2 separate regions of the Mus musculus genome follow, and region 1 is linked to region 2. A link is a loop called in an ENCODE intact Hi-C map of the cell type or tissue named here. Cell type or tissue: heart. All regions are shown on one strand. Each heading gives the region's core, and the rest is flanking DNA. Links, peaks and the distances in the headings are about the cores only. Region 1 holds the start of Gm35835 (a long non-coding RNA gene). Region 2 holds the start of Gm51670 (a long non-coding RNA gene).

What was found. Hi-C counts contacts between places; a loop is a spot of excess contacts. Peaks named below come from ENCODE experiments on the same cell type or tissue, not always from the same donor. Only the 100,000 strongest peaks of a DNase experiment are listed, where the experiment ranks them.
Region 1: a loop joins it to region 2, with 2.8 times the contacts of the local background. A loop is called at or near these places in 8 of 42 quality-filtered maps.

What each region holds. Positions count from the first base shown.
Region 1 is chr9:41,732,470-41,741,590 of GRCm38, forward strand. It overlaps Gm35835 (a long non-coding RNA gene), which reads right to left and starts at 4,980. Exons shown (of 5, transcript XR_379295.4): 1 at 4,652-4,980; 2 at 4,135-4,272. RefSeq lists an enhancer at 2,509-5,492. In heart, for the core only: no CTCF peak of the experiment used is centred there; a DNase peak (open chromatin) is centred at 3,552; H3K4me3 peaks cover 1,692 bases; H3K27ac peaks cover 2,938 bases.
Region 2 is chr9:41,575,193-41,584,313 of GRCm38, forward strand. The region is part of intron 4 of Mir100hg (Mir100 Mirlet7a-2 Mir125b-1 cluster host gene); the gene reads left to right. Gm51670 (a long non-coding RNA gene) reads right to left here and starts at 4,454. Exons shown (of 2, transcript XR_003948129.1): 1 at 4,001-4,454. It overlaps Mir125b-1 (microRNA 125b-1), which reads left to right and starts at 6,734; the gene lies at 6,734-6,810. In heart, for the core only: a CTCF peak has its summit at 4,631; DNase peaks (open chromatin) are centred at 4,639, 5,709 and 6,199; H3K4me3 peaks cover 4,597 bases; H3K27ac peaks cover 4,419 bases.

The DNA of each region.
Region 1 (9,121 bases), core at 351-8,350, 160 kb after region 2:
TTCATTCTTAAGACACAGAAACTTAGAATGAGGGTGTGATGGAACCAAAAGGAACACTGAAGTAAATATGATTCTCTTTAGCTGTAAAGGCCAACATTTGCCTCTCAGTTCGAAGAACAAGTTCACACACTTCAGCATGCTGCATTGCATCTCCAGGATCTGGCCATGCCCATGTGCCCTCAAGAATAGCATTTTCTTCTCTTCACTATTATGATAGGTATGCCTTTCTGATGAGGGCTTAGCGAGCATCAGAAACCCAGAAGATGAACAATGAATCCTGAAAAAACGAGCAAACTGAACTCTACACTAAAGCTGCACACAAGCTCAGAGGGCAAAACCAAGAGCAGCGGAACTTGAGGTTTCAGTAAAATGCAAAGAACTTGTTGTTCTGGTTGGTTTTCATCAACTCTGGAAGGCCTGGACTCACCTAGAGAAGGGAAACTTCAGTTGAAGAACTATCTCAATAAGATTGACCTGGGGGCAATGTCTGTGAGAGATTGTTTTGATTGATGATTGCTATGAGGGAGCCAGCCCAGTATGGGCGGCATCATTCTCTAGGTGGGTGGGTCTATGCTAGTTAATAAAGTTCACTGAGCAGGGAACAAAAAGCAAGCCTATAAACAGCTTTTATCTTTGTTTTCTGTTTTCTGCTTGACTTTCTTCCATTGTGGACTGTGAAGTATAAGCTAAAATTAACTCTTTCCTTTCCTAAGTTGCTTTGGGTCATGGTGTTTAGCACAGTAAAACATAAAGATAAAACATAAAGAGCATTCAAGGTGTCTTTTTCTGCTGCATGGAACTATAAGCTCCTTCCTGGAAGTCTGTTTATAAGCTGTGATCATGAAATAATGCGCTCCAGTCTCCCCCTTACAGATGTACCAGGAATGATAGCTCTTTCTATGCACTCTCTTTTTAGGAAATCATAGGCATATTCTAAAATGGCTACATTTGCTCAATAAGGCTTTCTTGGAACTGAGGTCAGGTTCAGTTTACAAAAAGCAAATCTAATTTGTATTTCTGAAAAATCGTTCTCCCAATTTGATTGCCCACCAGATTCATAAGACATAGATAGCTTCTGGACAGCTTTTAGTAGCTCCCACTGAGAAATCCATCCTCCAAGGATGGAAATGTGATGTAATTAAAGATGTTTAAGACACAGTACCAAGAGTACTGGTGTGTGTGTGTGTGTGTGTGTGTGTGTGTGTGTACCTCAAGTGTCATTTTATAAGCACTACAAACCTTGTTTGTTGAGATAGGATCTCTTACTGGCCTGAGGTTCCCTTATCAGGTGATGCTGGCTAGCTAACAATTCTCAGGGATTCACCTATCTCTGTCTTCCCAGCGTGGGAATTACAATTGTGTGCCATCATACCTGGCTTTCTCATATGGGTTCTGGGCATTGAACTTGTGAATTCTTGCTTACAAGGTAGGCCTTACCAACGGAGCTATCTCCCCAGCTTCCCAGTCATCATTCTAAAGAATAGTTTCAAAGATGCTTTGAGGTTTTTTTTTTTCAGGATCTTGAGTATAGTGTAAATCTATTAGGAAGATAGTAGTGAGAACAATAGCGTGCTTTAGAACGCTTCATTCTCACAGGCTACTTAACAGTAATGAGCAGGTACTATGAACACTAAGGAGTCTGTTAGGCAATGTTCACCTGTGTGTGTCCCTATTGAGTGCTTCTAAGAGCCTCATGTAAATAACATGAGCAGTAATAATTGACCTTTAATGAGTGGCTCCTACCAGTCAGGTACTCTGCCACGGGTTATTTTATTAAAATCTGTATTTCACAAACAACAACAACAAATTTAGAAAAGCTAAGAACCTTGCTAACTCCACAGTGATATTAAGAGAAGTGAGATTCATGAACACGTCTATCTGATTTGTTCTTAATTACTTGGCTTTAGGTGCTGTGGTATAAGCTACAGGCCCTAAACCACTGTGATATGATCTCCTAGTTTTTAAAAAGATCTATCATTTTTTTAATTATGTGTAGGTGTGTGTGTGTGTGTGTGTGTGTGTGTGTGTGTGTGTGTGTGTATACATGTGGGTATGTGAACATTCATGGGGGTGTCCTCTGAGGACAGGGACTATTGGATCTTCTGGGTAGGGCTGTAATTATAGGCAGTTATGAGCTGCTTGTAGGAATCAAATCTATACATACACACACACACACACACACACACACACACATATATATGTGTGTGTGTGTATATATATATGGGCATGCAAATATGTACATATGATGTATATGTGTGTGTATATATATACATATATATATATATATATACACACATATATATATATACACATATATATATATAGTAGGTCCCAACTCATATTTCCTTTCAATAAGAATATTGTCTAGTTCCATGCTCAATAACACAGCTTGTAAGCTATATTGGTGACAGTGACCCAACCAGGACAAAGGACAGTACCAGTCAGAAATATAGGACAAAGTTACTCAAGGCAGATCAGTTCCTCCACCTTCCCCCACCCAAAAGCCAGGTTCACGGGTGCGAGTCATAGGTGTCAGTAGAGGAATTATCTATCTGGTAGGCACCAGCCCAGGTGCAGTGTGAGGCTTTGGGACTTGCTTGCTGGCTGTTCTTTAGTCCCAGGTAATCCCCTGCAGCGGTGGCAGGCCTCAGTCACTCCACCCTAACATCCTGAATGGGCACATCCGTCTCTATTCATCCTTCAGCCTCCCCATCACCCTCTCTCCCATGCATATTTATAAAGACCTCAAGAATCCTAGGATCCCATAAAAATGCAAAGTACAATTATTATTAATGATGATACAGTTAGCAAGGAAGACATTTGTTATTTCTACTCAATTGCTTTCCCCCGGGAGCAGAAGCCTTTTTTTTTTTTTTTTTTTTTTTTTTTTTTTTGACGAGGTGTTAATGTGCAGTCAGGGCTACTTTGATTCTCAGTCATTCTCCAGGAGAAAGTTGGATCGCAGACTAGGGCGGTGCCCTCCTCTTCCCTCTCTGCAGTAAGGCACTGGCTGAGCCCTGGTTGCTAGTGTAGATGAAACTGTGGATCTTTATTTGATTTCTGGTCTCAAGAAACACTGTCTTCGGATCAAGGCGACTAGAGTTCCTTTCTCGTCGAGGTAGTAGTCACTAGTCTGTGCAGGCAGCCCGGGCTCATAGATCTAGTTCTAGTTCCCCACTTATCCACCTGGAACTAAGTGATTTTTTTTTTCAAGGCGAAGAGAGAACACACATTTCCTTATGTAAGCAGTCCTGTTCTAATCACCATTGTTTCTCAGACTAGCGGCTGGCTGAGACTGGGAGCCCGTTTCCATTCATCGTTCGCAGCCTTCCATTGTAATTTCAGAGGAGTTTAAAGAAAAATACTGAACCAGTCTGGGATTTCCCTGTAATGACCTACTTCCTCTAACACACACCAGAACCGATTCAAATGTGAATTTCCACGAGGAAAGGGCTCCTCGAAAAATCTCCATTATCCTGTGTCCTTCAGAAAGTACCTTGCCTTTCTTTGGGCTCCCATCCCCCGCTCCCACCCTCCCTCCAGCCCCGCACCCTGCCTTTCCCTCCTTCTTAAGAAGACTTTCCCAGGTCCCTCTTGGCTGTGGTTGAACGACGTTGGCTGCAGTCCATGCCGCAACAAAGCCCTGGCATTCCAGCTGTCTGCGTCTAATCTCCAGTGTCAGCTCTCGTTAATGTGTGAGCGTGAAATCAGAGGGGGCAGAGCTGCACGGAATATTAAAACCATGATCAGAATTCCACTGAGATGCTGAGAGGCTGCGAGCACCATTAGAGGAGGCTGTCAAATCACGGCTTCGCATTAAATAAAAGATTTCTATCGAAGCAAAGTACAATCAGTGAATCGCTGAGCTAAATTAGCATTTTTTCAATTGGAGATCGAAGGTGATTTATTGTTCTACACGACATTAATGTAACTATGTGCTTGACCCGCTAAGGCAGCTAATTTTTCATTTAAATGGTTTCTTTCCTTCCCGGCGCAAAGGCTGCAATCATATTTCAGCTTTGCCGAGCGATCAGAAAAGTCCTGGAATGCTGCAGAAATGCTGTCCCTCCCCTCTCCTTCCTTCTCTTTTTCCAGCTCCAGAGCCTTCCTCCTCCCCTCCCCTTCCCTACTAACCTCATGGCTGGTGGTCAAGGTCACAGAGGAAGAGTAATCTCAAAGCCACCGACTTCAAAGCCTCCATCAAAGAAGCCCCCACGTAGCCATTGAATTAAAAGGGAGTGGGGGAGGGTGGGGTCCAGGCACTGGCCATTCCTATCAACAAGAAAAGACCCTTTAACTGCCCTGCTGGTAGGACCCAATCCGGGGCATCCTGGGTCCAGTCTCTCTGGCAGCCCTCTTACTGTGCCTCCCCCTCACATCCTCCCGAGCCCCCTCCCCGGCACACACATCGCCTCAAGATAATATACATTTCCAATTAGCAGAGCACATTCTAGCCATGTTCTCTTTGACTGCCCTAACTATCTTCCTTTTTGCTAAAAAGCAAAGCTGTCATTAATGCAATCCTGCAGCTCCATTAATCCGAGGTACAATGCGGCTTTTCTCTCTCGGGCTCCCCTGAACATAAAAACTACAGTTACTCAAGCACCCCTCTTCTATTTAGATTCCTCGCCCATTGTCATTCATTACATACCTGATGTAACACAGTAGCCATCGAAGCTCTTGAACACAGAGCAGGAGCATGAGATTCCATTCATTTCCCAACGCCCTTGCTTTCAAAAGGCAGCTGGTATTTTTGTTGTGGTTGTTTTTAAGCACATGGATTTTAATCTCTGGGAATTAATGGATATATTTTAGGGTACGCTGGGGCCCCTCACATGTGATCAACTTGTTGGATTTAGAACAAGATGGGCGTCCTAGCTGAACCCCGGTAAATTACATTTTCACTTTTCTCTGAATTGCTTCTTATGGAATTAGTTCATTGTGTTCCACATTAAGAAGAAGGGGAGGAGCCGGCAAGGGGTGGTGGGCAGTGGAGCTGACATCTGCCATGCTTTACGGATGTAGATGTGATTTCTAAAACTAAACAGACATTGTACCAGTAGCTAGTCTACATGTTTCCATTGTTTTCTTCCTATCCCAACGTCAACTTAGTGAGATTACAGATTGAACTATGTAGAGGAGGCATTAAAGTACCACCTATCCTTAGGATATGAGGACGACAAGGACAGTCCCTGTTCCAGGGCTGACTATAGACAGATGAAGGAAGAGTGCCCTGCCTCCATCCAACCCCCACACAGCCTCAAAACAAAAGTGATGAAGTTCCTTCAAGGGTCAGTGAATTGGGAGAAAACTTCCCTCCCACCTTTATCACAACGGGACCTAATTGGCACACACACACACCACCCTCACCGCCCACCTCCCGCCCTAGTCAACCAAAAGGCCTTGGAGTGATGGGTCAGGGGACTGACCTTTGTTCTGACTCAGTGAAAGGGCCTCTTACTAGGCCAAAGGTGGGGGTGAGGGTGAGTAATTGGAAACACGTACTTGCCACCATTGTGTCAAAGTTGCTCGTTCATGTCTGTCTGCCTTTTTCTAAAAACTAGAAAGCAATTCCGTCTCTCTCCCATATTGACCATCACTAAAATTCAACAACTCTAAACAAGAGACATAGATTCCATCACTCAAAAACAGAGAATTTGGTCACCAAATACCTCCTGGTACTGGCCTTCGCTGGCCCATTCCCTTTTGGTTGATTTCCATAGGACTTCTATACCAACAGGATATATCTGTCCAGACCACTTCTATCCCAGGTCACTCATTCATAAGCCAAGAGATAGCACAGTATGCCTCGATTCCTCTACTTCCCATTTGCAGGAGAATTCCACTCCCCACCAAATCAAAGGACAGGAGTCAAGGTTTAATTCTTCTATGCCCTCTCTAAGCATAAGTTGTCCTCATATGGCGATGTCTTCTGGAATATAATTCTATTCTTTTTGAACGTGGGACCTTCAGGATGTCTTTGGTCACTCCTGGTACACAGAATAGAACTTCAGTATAGGGAAACACAGACGATCAATAGGCCTACATGGTCTGTCACATGCTGAGCCTTAGCAAGCAACATGAACCTAAAAGATTGGCAAAGGCTAGACTTGAGGCTGGGGGAGACAGGCTTTGAGGGTAGAAAACTCAAGAATAGGAAACTGTCTGGTAGCAGAGCAGACTCTGTAAAGGGTAGCCAGACTGTGAGACTGAGTCACAATGGTTGGCAGGTACGGTTCAAAATATGCTTAACATACAAAGGCATGATCCAGTGGACTTTTGGAAAGCAGGTAGAGCAATGGATGAATGGAATCATAAGACCATTCCATTCTCCTCAAAAGCTCAACTCACAGGGTCTTCTCTAGAGAAAGAAGTACTGTAATGAGTGACATAGTCTTTCACCAGGTGGGCACAGAGAACAGACTCAGTCCTCAGGCACAATGAGACCACTCCCAGAATAGATGTACAGAAGGCTCAAGAGACAAACTCAAAAGACTACCCTGGTCTTAGAAGCAGTTCTCAGGTTCCTCACCCTACAAAAGATTACAAGTATGATGCCATAGAGCAACCGCACAGATTGCATCTAGATTTAGATGCCAGTGTGTTTATGTGAGTGAGCTCATGTATTTGTCATAAATTACACTCATTTCTCAGTGCTCAGCATACAGATGCCACATAAACCCCCTTGTTAGGCACCAATTTGGAGGCTCAGGAATGATCCAGCTCTATCTGATTTCAGGTTCAATGATGTTGAAGGTTTTGTTTTGTTGTTGTTGTGTTTTCATAAAACATTTCTGAAGACTGCTATGTATGATACTAGAAATTCCATATGTGATTCATTCAATCCCACCCCATGAAACTCAATAAATTACTGTGGCAAGACTGTGAGCTAGGGGTCTATGATTATGCTCCTCCGTAAATTATGAATATTGATGGTGGCAGAAATACTGAAACTAGAGTTCCAAGGACTACTTCCAAATGACTCACTCTTCCAAAACACTTTGAGCATTTGAAATATCCACTCCCAGAGGTGGCATTTTGTAAAACTGGGGCTTAAGACATTCAGAGTATAAAGCTAGTTAGAAAGTGCCATTGAGAGTACAAAACCACGGTAGATGGAAATGATTTTATTTGGAGAATATTAGCTAATAACTGGACTTTCTTGAGCATGTATCAAGTGCCCTACAGTGTTCCAAATATGAAAGTGCATGCATTAATATGTTCTGATCCTTATACTGATCTAATAAACTACATTCTATCTTCTCCATTGTAAAGATAGAGAAACAGGGCACAAAGGTGTTAACTACCCCCCAGGGTAGTACATTCAAGTGCTACTGATAGTGCCAGGATTTGAACCCAACCAAATTTGAACTTGCAATTTCACATTCTGGCACCATGGTACCAAGAACACAGCATGGCTCTCTGTTACTATCAGAATGCCTTGTAGATGTTCCAAGAAGGCAAATTCGAGTTCTATAGCCATGCTTAAGCCAAAAGGCTTGGAATGCAAGAAGTTTAGTCACAAGGCTAACTTTTGTAAGGTTTGTCCATCCTTGTACTTTGACTGCAGGACAAGCTTTGTCAAACTGAGAATGGTCAAGGCAGAAGAAATAAGCTGGCCACAGACACTTTTAACATCTACTAACTAGGTCACTTCTGAGAAGAAGTAGCCTACCATTGGATCACTGGACTGGAGAAAGAACAAATGAGTTCCACTATAGGGAGATATCCTGAAAATAAGGAAAGAAATAGCCTTGGTCCTTAACATGCAGGGAAGGTATTCATGGGCATAAAGTAGGGGGAAGAACCCTAGAACTGAGAGGGGGGAATGGGTGGAAGCAGAGAAGCTACAACTCCTCGTGTATCATCACTCAATCTTCTGTGCTGCCTTCTAAATATCCCTGCGTCTTCTTGGATCACAGTAGGTACTCAACACACATACTGAACAAATTGAATGGATGATGCTCCCCATGAGCACACACATGAACGAAGCTGAAATGTGTGTAATACTGAATAATAATAACTCCAACACACTGAAGGTGACCTAGAAAAGCATGCTGGAGAATGGCTTTAGCCAGGAGCCAATCTGGTTTCTGGTGGCCCCTGTCTTCAGTCTCTCGCCATGCCATGGCATTGTCACGACGTGTGAGAGATTTGTTTAGAGTGGGGGAAGCATATTTTTGTTTGCATTTGCTTAGCACATTGCTGTCGCACATTTTGCTCTGAGATGTAAAGTCATCTGCACGCACCGGTTGTGCAGTTAGAACAAAGTCAAAACAAGCGTCAGGCGGGTTGTCAGCCACATGGCCTAGGCAGATTGTCATGCTCCTTTGCCCATGACTGCTGCTGTCTCCTGTATTCCACATTGACTCTCCTCCTTGCCCCTGAAACACCAAACCTACACATAGACCTTGACATTCCTGGGGTTTCTTACTGATTTAACTTTGTAGAAGACAACAGTTATATAAAACACAGACCTAGTCCACCAGATTAGTGATGGCTCACATGGTGAACCATCATTACATAAGCCTAAACTGCAAGCCATTTTGTGTCAATAACCCTCTCACCCTGTATCACAGCGTCTTCTGAAAACAAAAACTAATTGAGCAGTGAACACAAGCCAAATATTATTTTCTTTCTCTTAACCATCTACAAACACCTTCATTTATTCAGATCCATTTCCATTCCAAGTTACAAGGGAAGCCCCACACCTAGGGATCAACAGCAAGATTATTAGTGTTGCAAAGTACACAAGCTCTTGCCACCCGTATGGCAGATTGGATACTCAAATTGAAGCCTAATAGTTCCAAATTATTTGCTCATTTCCCTCTTTCTCAGAGCCGACTCTAGCGGCAGCACAAGTCCAAGTTAATGTCCTAATGTTTCACAATGTATCTGTGGTTCATCAGTAGGATCACAGTAAAAATCAGTGTTCTCCATCACTCAATAGATCTCTAGGCAGTGCCCACCTTGGGTCAGAAGCTACACCAGAGTTTAAGATGTAGTACACTCCAAAGCAGGCTTAGTTTACATCCTCACAGGACTTTAAGTCTACAGGAAGAACAGATAAACGTGACGGATGGTAACTGTTAGGAAGGAGAACTGGGGATGCTTGGGAGAG
Region 2 (9,121 bases), core at 657-8,656:
TCTGTCCCTGTCTCTGTCTCCTCTCTCTTTCTCTGTATCTCTCCTCTCTGTGTGTCTGTCTCTGTCTGTCTGTCTCTTTCTCTCTCTCTCTCTCGCTCTCTGCATCTCCCTCTCTATCTTTCTGAATGTGTCTCTCTATGTGTCTCTGACCCTGCCACACACATACACCTGTTCTCTGCTGACTCCAGATCATTTTTAGTGAACATCTAGGAAATGCCTTAAATTGCTTTAGATTGTCTGAGATGATTTAGTACAGGTGGAAAGGCTAGAAAGAAAAGGCTTTGGCTTTCCTTCAGGTCCCTCCATTATATTAGGGAAAAGAAAAGAAAAGAAAAGGAGAGGAGAGGAGAGGAGAGGAGAGGAGAGGAGAGGAGAGGAGAGGAGAGGAGAGGAGAGGAGAGGAGAGGAGAGGAGAGGAGAGGAGAGGAGAGGAGAGAAGAGAAGAGAAGAGAAGAGAAGAGAAGAGAAGAGAAGAGAAGAGAAGAGAAGAGAAGAGAAGAGAAGAGAAGAGAAGAGAAGAGAAGAAAGAGAAGAGAAAGTTAGGCAAAAGTAAGAGAGGCCAAAGAAAGCAGATAGTCGTGTCTATAATGCAAGACAATGCAGAAGAGGAGAAGGTTTTGTTTGAAAGGATCACATTTGGGGGAAGTAGGAACCAGATGTGTTGAAGATTAAGATTAGGGGGAGGCAAAACAATTCATTGGGCCTTTGAAATCTTGCCAAGAACCAAGAACCAAGACTAGTGACAGAGGGGCGAGCCAGGTAGGGCAATTAAAATGGAAATCGCCTTCCCTGCAGCATAGTGTGGAGCAGGGATACAGAATCAGCTGCAGGGGGAGGTGGGGCCAAGTCTGGCACAGTCTGTGGGTTTGAAAGAAGCTGGGCGGGTTGGAGAATACCAGCTAGCCTTTGTAGTTCTGAGCTCAGAGAGGGGGTGACAAACACTAGGCTTCGGTTCACGAGACTGGCTTGGATGGCTTTTGGAGAAGTTTCCTCTCAGTTCTCAAACACTTCACAAATATTCACTCCAATGTTAGTCTCCAATCACAGCCTCAACGTGTGTCCTGGCCAGTGAAGGAGATTTCAACTGTTTCACTGTGGGCTGAAGGATGGGGGCCAACTCTCCCCAGTTCCCTAGAAGCATCCGCTGGACAGAATACAACGTCTTTGCAGATTTCTCTTCCACTTCCCTCTTGATTGCCCCTCCCATATCTCTAGGTTAATCCCCAGGACAACATTGCTTTGAAAGAAAAAATGTGTGAGCCATCTTGAAGATTTGGACTCCAGAGGCCTCTATGTGTCCTGCCTCTGCTAGACCCAGACAACAGACTCAAGGTGATAGATGTTCACAGAGAAAGTAGTAAGTTTTTGTTAAGTTTTCCTTGTTGCTATTTTTGCTCCAGGATCAGCTCCCTAAAGCATGCATGGACTCCTTCTGTCTCTGCCTCTCTCTGTCTCTGTCTGTCTGTCTGTCTGTCTCTCTTTGTGCCTCTTTCTCTGTCTCTGTCTGTCTTTCTCTCCCTTTTTTTCCTTCCTAGTAAAAATAAATAGTATCCTTCTCACCCTAGACATGATTTATAAAAGCAATAAACTGCTTCTTTTTCATGGTTCCAATCTTGGCTTGAAGATCTCTGTGGTTGGCCTGTATGTGCCTGTCCTTAACCCAGTATTTTAAAAAGCATCTGCATCAGCTTACACAATCTATACAGATGTTCTTCTCCACGACAAATACTATATAGGTGATGTGATCATGCTAAGCTTATCCTAAGACTTGCAAAGATGTCTTCTTTGAGGGGTTTCTGTACATTTGTGCTTTCTCAAAGGGCTAGGAGACTTTAGAAGGAGGGTGTGGTTCAGCTGATTCAGACTCATCCCTGACTCTTCCTGTTGCTCCTCGCTCTCTCCACCTCCTGCCCTAACTCCTCAGATATAACCTGAGCCAGCTGTCAATTCAATACCGTTGACTTCTCTTTTCCAGCCTGTTAGACTGTTAGGCAGTCCACCACTTTTCACCATCATGTTCATTATGTTTGTGGCTTCTGCATTACCATCAGACCAAGACATAGGCTGAACAATAGCATCTACTCCTTTCAACATCTCTCAGCCAGAAATAATGTAGCCAAAGCAACAATAGTGATACTAATACTGTATTTAGAAGCTCTCTAGCTCATTTAATCTTCCGAGAGTCTTACAGTTGTTAACTAATTAATCTTCAGCACACTCCATACATTAGAGGTAAATATTCTTAACCATGACAGAAGACATGTATGTATATGCTGAGGACAGTAAAACAGTTACTTATTTATCATGGTTCGCTTGATAGAGTAACTGGTATTTTTAAAACACCCATCATAGATACAATAATTAGAGATATGCTTTTGCTAACAAAGCCACTACCCACTTCTAGCGTACCCTTGGGTACTAAATAATTACCCACTTTGTGTGCTTATCTAGCTCACTAATTACCCACAGAAATTGGGGTCAGGTGTTAACTGCTTGAAATAAGTATCCTCTGAAGACATGGCTGAGTTGTATGGAGAAAATGATGTGTTCCTTAGCCCAACTTTCACAAGTCATATATTTGTGTATCTTTGTAAGCAAAGTGAACACAGACAAGGATGAACTAGCTTAGTGTGTGGAAGTTATGCTAGACTGTTACTGTCAATCAGAGGGGTTTGGAGAATGTCATTCTGTTTGTCTGTCCTCTCCAGTTGGGTACAGTGGCCTGCTCTCAGACCCTCATATATACTAGACAACCAAGGAGCCTCCTTAGGAATGAGTCATCTTGGCATTACAGGGAGGCACCCAATGAGTCAAATCTTTTTTTTGACAGCTCCACCCTTTTTGATTATTTTAGCATGTTTCTCTCTCCTTCCCCCCTCTCTCTTTTCTTTATCAGTCTAGTACAAACACCCAGTCGGCCAAATCTGAAAAGGATTCTGACCCAGTCACCAACTCCTGGCAAACACCTTCCTCCTACCTAGTCATGACAAAAAAAAAAAGTGTTAAAGATCCTCCAACATTCTGGAACTTCTTCTCTTTTGCCCATTTGTCCACTTCCTCCTCCTTCCCCTCCTCCTCTCCCTCCTCCTCTCCCTCCCTTCTCTTCCCCTCTCTTTCCCCTTCCTCTGCTGCTTCATCTCAGGAGCTCTTCCTTCCCTTTCCTTTGGCTTCCAGCCGTGCATCTGAAGTCTCACCGTCAGAGACAAAGCACCATGAACGTCTGTGATGAGCACAAAGAAACTACCTTTTAAAACACCCACTTACAGGGAACCTGCATCTTTGGCTGCCTTTCCCCCTTTCTTGCTATTTACAGAAGCCCGTATTCTATTTTAACACAGCACTGTCTGTTGTCTGCAGGATTCTAGCCTCATTGGGAAAACTGGGTTAAGACAGCAGTAATCCCTGTGTTTATAGATAAGTAGAGACCCTAATTTTGGGAGTGGTACCAACTGTGAGGGGACACTGTACAAAAGGCAAGCGTTTAAAACCTATGACAGCAAACCCTTCGTCTCTTGGGGGGTGGCTTCTGTTTTTTCTTGTGCCCCCCTCTTTCTCTCTGCTCTTTTTCATCATCCGAAGTATTGCTTATCATTATTGAGGGACATTAGGCTGATCAATAAAGTATGCCTATAGCTGATGAATTGGGGGGGGGGGATACAAATGCTTCAGGAATCAGGAAAATGCCTGCCGCGGAAGCCAAGGGTTTGGCTGAGCGGAGGAGACTGAGTGAGTGGCTTTCCAAATCCCAGGACCATAAGTGGCAAATTAGTGCACATTGCAACCGGAGGCAACCGGCAAAACTCGGCCATTCAAAGGCAAGAGTTTTAGCATCATGGTCATTGTGTGCCTGAAGAGCGTCTATGTATCTTAAATATAGACTTGAGTTGTTGCTCTTTTATGCTTTCACACACAAATTTCAAAGAAATGTTTGGGGTGTTGTTGACTATCTGCCCATTTAAAAAAAAAAAGAAGAACAGGAGAATTTCACAAGCAGCCTCACCTGTGCTCATCCGCACTCGTGTGTGGATGCCAAACAATTGGCCAAAGAACCACACTGCACCAGAGGTCTCACTTCTTCACATTCACCATCTTGAACGTGCTCCAACCCCCCACTTAGAAAATGGGCTACCTGAACTGTTGATCTAGCAAAAGAATATATATTCATGTACATATATAATATATAATGTATATATTACAATGTCTAGTTTCCCCTGACCTGATGGTGTATTTTTGATCTCATTAGTAGTCAGGGAGATGTCTCCGTGCATCCGGTGCTGCTAGTCCGGGAGGAGACATGCTACAACACAGAGAGAGCAAGCTCGAGAGAATTTTCGAAGAGGCTTGTCTTCAAGATATGGAAGGAAGTGAGAGATGACAGCCTGCAAGCTTTGTATGCCAGTGCCTGGCAGGGCAGGGGGGGGGGGAGATGCGAGGGAAGCCAAGTGGATTCTCAGAAAAAGGGGGGAAGCCATCAAAGAGCTAAAGGTGATTAGAGGGGGATATCGATTCCTTACTCTGCCAGAGGTTTAAGCAGGCATGAGAGGAATCTGTACCATGGCTGGCAGAAAGAGACCCATTGCCTCTTGTAACCAGACACTGGGGCTTTCCAGGAGCCCAGGGAGAGAGCCGAGAAGAAAGGGGGCAGTGTGGTCTAGGAAAATTCAACTTGTCGCTGATTTGTGCCTGATGCTTGCTGTCCGTCAGCAGCCTCCCTTACAAGCCTTTTTTCCTCTCTCTCCTTTTTTTCTCCCCTTGCCTTCTTCTTCAGTGAAGCCTAGGGGAGCCAGTAAAGATTAAATGTGCTTTCTCAAAGGCAGCCACTTCATGCTGCTATGTCGAAAGGGCTATTATTATTATTAATATGAGAGAGAGAGAGGGAGAGAGAGAGGGAGAGAGAGAGACTAGGTATGGTGATGACGGTCTGGCTTTTCGGAGAGCAAAAGGGAGAGAAAAAAGGAGAGACCATGAGCTGAACCAAGGACTGTGTATGAGCTGAACCTACAGAGGTGAGGAAAAAAAGAAAAGTTTTGTATGTGTCTGTGGTGTGTGTCTGTCTGTGTGTGTGTGTGTGTGTGTGTGTGTGTGTGTGTGTGTGTGTGTGTGTTGGGGAGGTGTTCTAAACAGACCATGTAGTGAAGGAAAAGACACGGTTTAGCGGGCTGGCTGGCTGGCATGATTGTAGTTCTTCTGGTGAGGAGGGGGTGAGCCTGGAGCTCTTAACTGTTTCTAGTTGTATATGAAAGCATATTTAAAATAGTTAGCTATTTTCCTTTTCTTTTTATTTATTATTATTAATTTTTTTTTATTCTGAGTCTAAGGGCCCCCTCCAGTGTCTTCCTTACAGCGGTGCTTTGTTATTCTGTGTGCCCAGCCAGCCATCTACTTTGCTCAGGCCTGGGATAAAAGAAAGAAAGGAGGGGTGAGGGGAAAGAAAAATTTTTAAAGAGGCATCTTCCCATAGGCTTCCCCTCCCTTTCGTGGTGTTTTTTTTTTTTTTTTTTTTTTTTTTTTTTTTTTGAGTCTGCACAGGAAAGCGCCGCTTCCAGGCAGAGGAGGTTCGAGAAAGCGACTCTATCAGGTACAGCACTAGTAGCTGTCTGTGAAGATGGAGGGGGATTACGCCTCGGATTCTTCTGAAATATTGGCCAAAGGCTTCAAAGGATCCGCAGCGGGAGGCGAGGGTGGGGGAGCATCTCCCCAGCTCGCACCCACCCCTTCCCACTTTGCGTCTACCAAATGACAGGCTGGTGCTCGCTCTGGGTGATTTTGGCCTTGGCCTCAGCCAAGCAGCTGATGCAGAGGAGGGCCAGCTTTGCAAGACTGACAGAACTCTGAATGCTAGAGAAAGAAGAAGAAAAAGAAAAAGAATTTTTTTTTTCCGAGCAGTCCTTGGGAGATTTTCTCGTTCTCTCTCGATTTATTTATTTATTTCTATTTTTTTTAACCGACTATTTTCCAAATTCGATCAGCCCCAGCCCCTCCCTCCACTCCCACCCAACAGCCTTCCCCCCACCCCCCACCCCCGGTCAAAGCATAAACCACAGAGTTACGGTCTTCTTTGGATTTTGGAGTATCGCTTCCTGCCCCCGCCTTCCCTCCCCGCCCCATTCTCTGTCCTATTGAACACCTCGCCCAGCCTAGAGCTCACATTCTCCCCCTGCTCCCGATGGCGCTCCTGGAAGCTCTGCAACTATGCTCCACTTCAAATGGGTGAGTTTAAAAAACCTATCTTACCTCCGATTCCTGCTTCCTGCTTCCCGCAAACCCCATCTCTTAGGATTGTTGCATGAGGCACGCTTGCCCTGGGGGAAGGCAGATGCATATTTTCCTCTCCGCAGTCAATCGTGCTAGTTAACAAATGAACGGTTTGAAGAGATGTTTAATTCCAATTGTAGATCGCTTCTTTTCTTTCCAAATAGAACTGGACATTTCTGAGCTTATTCATATTATTTTCCAATTTGGTAAATGATTTTACCCAAAGCTACAAAGTTTCCTTTGATACAACAGACATTTATATGTTCAGGTATATATGTGTGTGTTGCATATACAGGGCTGTATGGAGACAGAAATGAATCTAAATTTTGTGAAGGGGAGAGGTGTAGGGAGCCAGGATGTAGTCACACTGGACCACCTGTTTGCTGCATTTTACTCACGAGTCTGCAACCGAAATTGCCTGTCATTTTTATTTTATTTTTGCTTTGTTTTGTCTCAAGAAAGAATGAAGGAATCGTGTTGCGCTCCCCTCAGTCCCTGAGACCCTAACTTGTGATGTTTACCGTTTAAATCCACGGGTTAGGCTCTTGGGAGCTGCGGGTCGTGCCTTTGCATCGCTGAAGGAACTTTTTGTCTTTTAAGGAAGAGAGAGACAGAGAGACAGAGAGACACAGAGAGAGAGAGAGAGAGAGAGAGAGAGAGAGAGAGAGAGAGAGAGAGAGAGAGAGAGAGAGAGAGAGAGAGAAAAGTTTGTCAGAAGTGATGGTAATACACCCTTGAGGCTTCCATTGTTAGATGGGATCAGGTGACCCGAGTGGCAGCTCCTGGCTTCTGTAAAAGTAGGCATAGTATGTTAGCATCCTGTGTTGGCTGCTATGGACGCCTGTGTATATATATGGCTGATACCGAGGCTGGCGGATCTATTCCTTGAGAGCAACACACAGTACTATCGGAGCGTAATACCAACAGCTCAGTACCTGGTGCTTGGCCTCAGAACATCTCAGCTGAAGTCCCAGCATGCCCCATGCCTCCAACTTTTAAGCTCAACAGTTAATCTCAAAATTGTGCCCAATTAAAATGGGCATGGGAATGTATTCTATCTGCATTGTCTACGTGTGTTCTGTTACCAGACAGAGGTTTCACTGACGGAGGTATTCATACACCTCTAGTCTGGACGAAATGAAGAGGTTAAATATTCAACTCTTGTATTCAATACAAAGGAAGGGAATTAAGAGATCAGGCAAGATAAAATACGTGTTACTTTGAAAGATTTTGTGAGAACAAAAATGGAAGAAAGAATTCTCCCTCCTTGGTTTGGTACTCTAAAAATGTTATACATGATGGACTTTAAAGTAAAGAACGATAGATATGGATTTTCTAAATATTATGGAGTGAAAGAAATAGCTGGGTGAATTTGGTATTGTTGCATTCTTTGTGGGGGGTCAATCAATGCTCATGGCTCTCTTTTAGAAATTAGAAAGATGGCTATCAAGGATGTTAATTCTACCTGACAAAGTTATTGGTAATATCAAACCCCATTTCAAAATAATCCCCTCTCGAGGCGATTGTGAGCATTTCCTACTTTGTAGTTTTCTGAGATTGTAACTTTCCATGGCAGGGGGAGTCCCACACCTCAGTTCCACCTCACACTGGGAGAGAAGGACGAGGTGCTTTACCTTGTCTTTGTTATAGAAAATTCTGGGTGTGTGGTTTCCTTTAAACCGTTTTACTCTCCTCAGCCCAACCTTTCTCTTCATTTTTGGAAAAAATACCTAAATCAACCCAGACCCCCAATGCTTTCTTCTTGGAAAGATTTTGGAATAGCCTCATTGTGCACACGGAGTGGAAGGTGAAGGAAACTGTTTGCGATTTCTTTTTTTTTTTTTAAGCATTTATCGCAATTTGACTCATTTTAATCCAAACTGCAGTCAAGAAAGCATTTTGTATCAGAACGCTGAACTGAGAAGTGTGTAACAACTGTGCTGTGTCTTTTGTTGAAACCTCCTGTGCGGCTGTAATTTAACTATTACTTGGCAGCATTTGGTGGAATGTGCTTCAAAGCTTACAGTTCTGTAAGTGATTGCCCGTGAGTTTATATAAAATAATTAACGATTCCCCACCCCATTTCAGCCAATGCGTATGTATAGCTATGTAGAAATTATGGCAGTACAACAGTTTAACTCATGGGCAATATATATACTCACATCATACATGCAAAAGACCGGCAGACATTTGGTGCTTTTGAAGGCAAGATATGTACGCAGCCTATCTGATAGAAAACGGGTGCATGATCAATAAAGCTATGATAGCTGTAATTTCTCTGTGATTTCAAATGATCGGAAGACATAACTAATAGCAAATGTTTCGGTTTGTACTCTGGGGCACTTCTCTTTTCCCCAGGCTTTCTAGTGGATTCCTCCCACTCTCAGACTAAAGCAGGGTGCTCAGGCATTCAGCAGGGCGTGTGACACACAGGTTTTTATATTTTAGCAGGCAACTGCTTCATTGCAAGGGCAGGTTTCTCAACAGCCCCTCTTCCTCATGGAGCCCATCAGTGAAGTTCAGTGAAATGAATAACATAATTGGTGGTTGGTTCAATCACTACCAGTCTAGACTAGCCCAGACGCATCAATTAGTGGGGACTGTCTTTTTAGAGGGAGAGTGTAACCGAAACAAGCAGGCTATTATTGATACTGATCTTTAAAAGCGCAAATCCAGCCTGGCAGATAAAAAAAAAAAATAAGGCTGGGAGCTGCAGTGGGGGTGCACTGGGGGAAGAAAAGAGACAGGGAACTGGAGCTCAGGGCGCAGGAGGACAGGAAGCTGGAGAGAAAGGGGGGGATAATGAGTGGAACGCTCTCCTGTGCCTCCTAGGAGCACAGTTAGAATTCAGTTCACAGGGCTCAGT